2 separate regions of the Homo sapiens genome follow, and region 2 is linked to region 1. Evidence: read pairs that join two places in POLR2A ChIA-PET (ENCODE). Cell type or tissue: A673. All regions are shown on one strand. Links, peaks and the distances in the headings refer to the core of each region. The heading gives the core; the rest is flanking DNA.

The links. Peaks named below come from ENCODE experiments on the same cell type or tissue, not always from the same donor. Only the 100,000 strongest peaks of a DNase experiment are listed, where the experiment ranks them.
Region 2: POLR2A ChIA-PET joins it to region 1 with 13 read pairs; 2 of 35 experiments call an interaction of 5 or more read pairs at or near these places.

What each region holds. Positions count from the first base shown.
Region 1 is chr20:35,310,950-35,313,863 of GRCh38, forward strand. All of the region lies in intron 8 of UQCC1 (ubiquinol-cytochrome c reductase complex assembly factor 1), which reads right to left. Among named protein-coding and RNA genes, the nearest start is that of FAM83C, 20 kb to the left of the region's middle. RefSeq lists an enhancer at 589-1,512. In A673, for the core only: no CTCF peak of the experiment used is centred there; a DNase peak (open chromatin) is centred at 1,612.
Region 2 is chr20:35,577,499-35,580,412 of GRCh38, forward strand. It overlaps the pseudogene FER1L4. Among named protein-coding and RNA genes, the nearest start is that of SPAG4, 37 kb to the right of the region's middle. In A673, for the core only: no CTCF peak of the experiment used is centred there; no DNase peak of the experiment used is centred there.

The DNA.
Region 1 (2,914 bases), core at 316-2,815:
GGCCTCCCAAAGTGCTGGGATTACAGGCGTGAGCCACTGTGCCTGGCCAGCTGCAGATTATTCTAAGCAAGAGAAAATATTCAAAATATTTACAGAGGGAGTGCCTACAAGGTACACCAGGCCCTGAACCAGACCCTAAAGCTGACCAAGACTCAGCTACTGCCCTCAACCCCTCATTGTTAGGTAGAGTCTCAGTCAGGCACAGCATGTCTATAGGGCAGTAAGGCAAACGGCCTAAGAGAGAGCACAAGAAATATAAAGGCAGATAGGGCACATAGCAATGGCAACAGTTCACAGAAGGCCTGGAAGTTCAGGGAGCAATTTGGACCTAATGTCACAGAAAACAGGGAGGTTCCCAAAGCGTCCAGGGAGGGGGAACAATCCAAGCAAGATTCTAGGAAAAGGTTGCTGTAGAACAGCGCTGTCCAATAGAACTTTTTGTGACTATGGAACTGTTCTGTATCTGCACTGTCCAAGATGGTAGTCACATATAGTAACTGAGTACCTGAGGATCTGAATTTTCCATTTTATTTAATTAATTTAAATTAAAATAGCTGCATGTGTTTAGTATCAAATAGCTCTAGCACCTTGTGACTCCAAGTGTGGTCTGCAAAATGGCTGCACCCCCATCACGTGCAGCTGTTAGCAATGCAGAATCTCAGGCCCCGCCCCAGACTTGCTGAGTCAGAATCTGAATTGTACCTAGGTCCTCTAGGTGACTCACATGCACATTAAAATACAGGAAAAACTTCTAGAATTGCACATTAAAATCACCTGGGAACTTTTACAACTACAGATGTCCACCTCCACCAATTAAATCAGAATCTTTGGGGGACAGGGCCCAGACACTGATATTTCTAAAAAGTGTCCCAGGTAATTAGTATATTTCCCCAAAATTTCCTGCTCTTAAAAGTCACCTTCGGGTGACTTGTTGAACCACCAGGCAGCACTCCTACTGAATTGTAATCTTCAGAGAGGTGATAAAGATTTAGATTTTAAAAGCACCCCAGGTGACTCCTGTGGTCAGGCACAGTTGGGTAAAATGGCTCTGCCAGAATGGACTGGATGGGGGACCGGAAACAAACACAATTCGGTACATTTTTATTAATACTGATGAAAGGATCGACTGAGCCAATAGAGCCACCTGCAATAAAGACCATAAACAAAGGCTCACAGAGAGGTGTAGTTCTTCACTCCTAAGCCTCATCCTTTTCTATATTGTAAGGCTTCTACAATTACAATTCGTCCACTTTTATAATTGATATGTACACTTGAGCAATAATTCTCAATTCCCAACCCATAACCCCCGAAAGCTCATGTTAAGTTAATGATGTGTATAGTATGCAATGTAAATGCTCCCTTGTAATTCAGGATATCCAGTAGAATAGGAATCAGGAGACCCTATTTTAACAAAAGTTAAGAAACTGAACTCCAGTTTCTTAACTTTTGTCCTTTTATGCATTTCTCACTCTTTGACTACCACATGCCAAGCACTATGCCAGGCCACAGAAATGCAAACACAGTAGGCATTGCACTACCCAAAAAGAAATCCCCACCCAGCCAAGGTGACAGATAATGTGAATGTAGTAAGCACTGTGAGAGTGCAGGGAGGATGGAATGAGCTGAGTCACAGGAAGTTCAGGAACCGCTTCCCAGGAGGGGTCATGCTTGCATTAAATCTGGAGGTAACCACAAAATCAGTATAAAAGCATATGGTTAGTTTAAAATATCAGGTGTTCATTACACCATTCTTTCTACATGCTTGAAATCTCCACAATAAATGTTGGGGAGAAAAAAGATGAGATAGATGAACCTCGAGGGCATTATGTTAAGTGAAATAAGTCAGTCACAAAAGGTCAAAAATTGTGTGATTCTACTTATATGAATTATCTACAGTAGTCAAATTCATAGAGACATAAAGTCAAATGAATGGTGGTTGCTAGGGGATATGAGGGAAGGAGGGAATAATTATTGTTCAATAGGGACAGAGTTTCAGTTTGGAAGATGGAAAAGCTCTGGAGATGAATGGTGGTGACGGTGCAAAGCAATGGGAATGTACTTTATGCTACTAAACTGTACACTTAAAAATAGTTAAAATGGTACATTTTATGATATGTATATTTTACAATTTTTTTAAAAAGATGAGGCCAGGCGTGGTGGCTCACGCCTGTAATCCCAGCACTTTGGGAGGCCGAGGCGGGCAGATCACAAGGTCAGGAGATCGAGACCATCCTGGCTAACACGGTGAAACCCTGTCTCTACTAAAAATACAAAAAATTAGCCGGGTGTGGTGGCAGGCGCCTGTAGTCCCAGCTACTCAGGAGGCTGAGGCAGAAGAATGGCGTGAACCTGGGAGGTGGAGCTTGTGGTAAGTAGAGATCGCGCCACTGCACTCCAGCCTGGGTGACAGAGCAAGACTCTGTCTAAAAAAAAAAAAAAAAAAAAAAAAAGATGAGATAGATCCAAATGTCCTGATGTGGAAGGACACCCAAGATACATACTTCAGTGAAAAAAGCAAGTTGCAGAATCATGTGTCTAGTGTAACTCCAGTTGCATAAAGAAGGAAAAGACAAAGGTGCTTGTCTATGCACAGACAACATTCGGAAGGACATCCAATAAACTAGAAATTAAGTTTTCGTCTGGAGCAGGGTAGGAAATAGGTCTTCTAATTTCATTTTTTTTGAGACCAAGTCTCATTCTGTTGCCCAGGCTGGAGTGCAGTGGCGCAATCTCAGCTCACTGCAGTCTCCGCCTCCCAGGTTCAAGAGACTCCGCCTCTCATGCCTCACCTTCCCAAGCAGGTGGGATTACAGGCACATGCCACCATGCCTGGCTAATTTTTGTATCTGTAGTAGAGACGGGGTTTCAGGCTGATCTCAAACTCCTGACCTCAGCTGATCCACCCACCTCGGCC
Region 2 (2,914 bases), core at 255-2,754, 270 kb after region 1:
AAAAAAAAGTTTGTAATTAGCTGAGTGTAGTGGTATGTACTTATGGTCCTAGCTACTGGGGAGGCTGAGGTGGGAAGATCACTTGAACCCAGGAGTTTGAGACCAGTCTGGATAACAGATAAAGACCCCATCTCTAAAAATAAAAAGAAAAGAAAGAAAAAGATGTGCGATAAGTATAAAATAAAAACCGGATTTTTAAATACTTAGTACAAAAAACAAGAATGTAAAATATCTCAGAAATTTTATGATTACTTGTTGAAGTTTTTTTTTTTTTTTTTTTTTTTTTTGAGAGACAGAGTTTCACTCTGTCACCCAGGCTGGAGCACAGTCTCGGCTCACTGTAACCTCCACCTCCCAGGTTCAAGCGATTCTCCTGCCTCAGCCTCCAGAATAGCTGGGATTAACAGGTGCCCAGCACCACGCCCGGCTAATTTTTGTATTTTTAGTAGAGACGGGGTTTCGCCATGTTGGCCAGGCTGGTCTCGAACTCCTGACCTCAAGTGATCTGCCTGCCTCAGCCTCCCAAAGTGCTGGGATTACAGGCATGAGCCACTGTGCCCAGCCTTGAAATGGTATTTTGAATATATTACTAAAATTAATTTCACCTGTTTCGTTTTACTTTTTTTTTTTTTTTTTTTTTTGAGAGGGAGTCTCGTTCTGTCGCCCAGGCTGGAGTGCAGTGGCGCAATCTCGGCTCACTGCAAGGTCCGCCTCCCAGGTTCACACCATTCTCCTGCCTCAGCCTCCTGAGTAGGTGGGACTACAGGCACCCGCCACCATGCCCCGCTAATATTTTTTGTATTTTTAGTAGAGACGGGGTTTCACCATGTTAGCCAGGATGGTCTCAATCTCCTGACCTCGTGATCCACCCGCCTTGGCCTCCCAAAGCGCTGGGATTACAGGCGTGAGCCACCGCGCCTGGCCCCTTCTACTTTAATGTGGCTACTACAAAAGTTAAAATTACGTATGTGGCTCGTGTTATGTCTTTTGGACAACACAGCTCTAGATAATGGAGTTAATAATCCCCAGCTTCTAGAATTGTGAAGAAAAGAGGACTATAATGAAGAGCTCTGAAAAACTGTAGAGCTCCACCTTCAATGAGATCATTCTTGTTTTTTGTTTGTTTTTTGAGACGGAGTCTCACTGTCACCCAGGCTGTTGTGCAATGGCATGATCTCAGCTCACAGGAGCCTCTGCCTCTGGGTTCAAGTGATTCTCCTGCGTCAGCCTCCTGAGTAGCTGGGACTACAGGTGCGCGCCGCCATGCCTAGCTAAGATATCATTCTTTTTACCATTTACACCCCAGCCCCCTCCCTGGGACCCTTCTCTGCCCCCACCTGCCCCTGGAGCTCCTGCAGCGACGCATAGTACTTGGACCCCCAGTCGAGCTCCTCTGGATCTGGGATGTCTTCCTCCAGCCCAGGGCCTTGATTTAGGAGGCCTCCTAGTGGGAGCTTCTTCAGAGGAGGCTGAGGAAGAGCAGACTTTGTCCCTCTAACCCAGCACCATCCCAAGTACTGCCAGCCCCTTCACCATCTATCTCCTCTACCCCATCACCTTCAGGAGCTGTCTGGATATACCCGCTTCAGCCAAGAAGGGATCCAGGGACTTCTGTCCTGGGAGGGGGAAAATGGCAGCATGAGGAGAGTGGGTAAGTAGAAGTCAGATTCCACACCCCATCGGAGGGCCCTCTGGAGCCACGTCCACCAGGAATCAGAGGGGCTTCTGTCTGGTGTCCCTGAAGGAGAAGGTTCCTAACCTTGAGGTCCCTTGGGCATCATATCCCCTGTCTCCTCCATCTCTCCTTCCTCCTCAGGAGGATCCTCATGACCCCGAAATGTGAATCGCAGCATGTGGGGGACAATGTGGGAACCCACAAGGACTGTGTGGCCAAAGGCCCGGCGCTCAATCACCAAGATGCTGAGTGGAGGCTGCAAGTAAGGCTGCTCCGGCAAGTCCTGGGGGTGGAAGAGAGGAGCTGTGTCTTTGAAGACCTGGGGAACAGGGAAAGGTAGCCACAGAGACAGGTAGGAAAAAAAATACATCTAAACCTGCATTCTAAGCCCAGCTCTGCCATAGCCTCACTGTGTAATCTCTGGTAAACCATTGCCTTCTCATCCTGTTTCCTAGCTAAAAAAGGGACACAGGCCGGGCGCAGTGTCTCATGCCTGTAATCCCAGCACTTGGAGAGGCCAAGGTGGGCAGATCACAAGTTCAGGAGTTCGAGACCAGCCTGGCCAACGTAGTGAAACCCCATATCTACTAAAAATACAAAAATTAGCTGGGCGTGGTGGTGAGCACCTGTAATCTCAGCTACTCGGGAGACTGAGGCAGGAGAATCGCTTGAAAACAGAAGGTGGAGGTTGCAGTGAGCCAAGGTCACACCACTGTACTGCAGTCTGGGCAACAACAGCAAAACTCCATCTCAAAAAAAAAAAAAAAAAAAAAGGGACACAATCCTGGATTCAAAAGACTGTTGTAAATATCAAATGACATAATAGAAACATAAGTACTTTGGAGCCTACAAAGTGCTGTCAGAAGCTGGGCATGGTGGCTCATGCCTGTAACCCCAGCACTTTGGGAGGCTGAGGCAGGCAGACTGCTCAAACTCAGGAGTTCGAGACCAGCCTGGGCAACATGGCAAGACACCATCTGTACCAAAAATACAAAAAAATAGCCGGGCATAGTGGTGCGCACCTGTGGTCCCAGCTACTCAGGAGGTTGAGGTGGGAGGATCACTTGAGCCCAGGGGGCGGAGGTTACAGTGAGCCAAGATTTGCACTCCAGCCTTGGTGACAGAGCAAGAGACCCTGTCTAAAATATATATGTGTATATACACACACACACACACAAATATATTTTTTGGCTGGGCATGGTGGCTGACACCTGTAATCCCAGCACTTTGGGAGGCCAA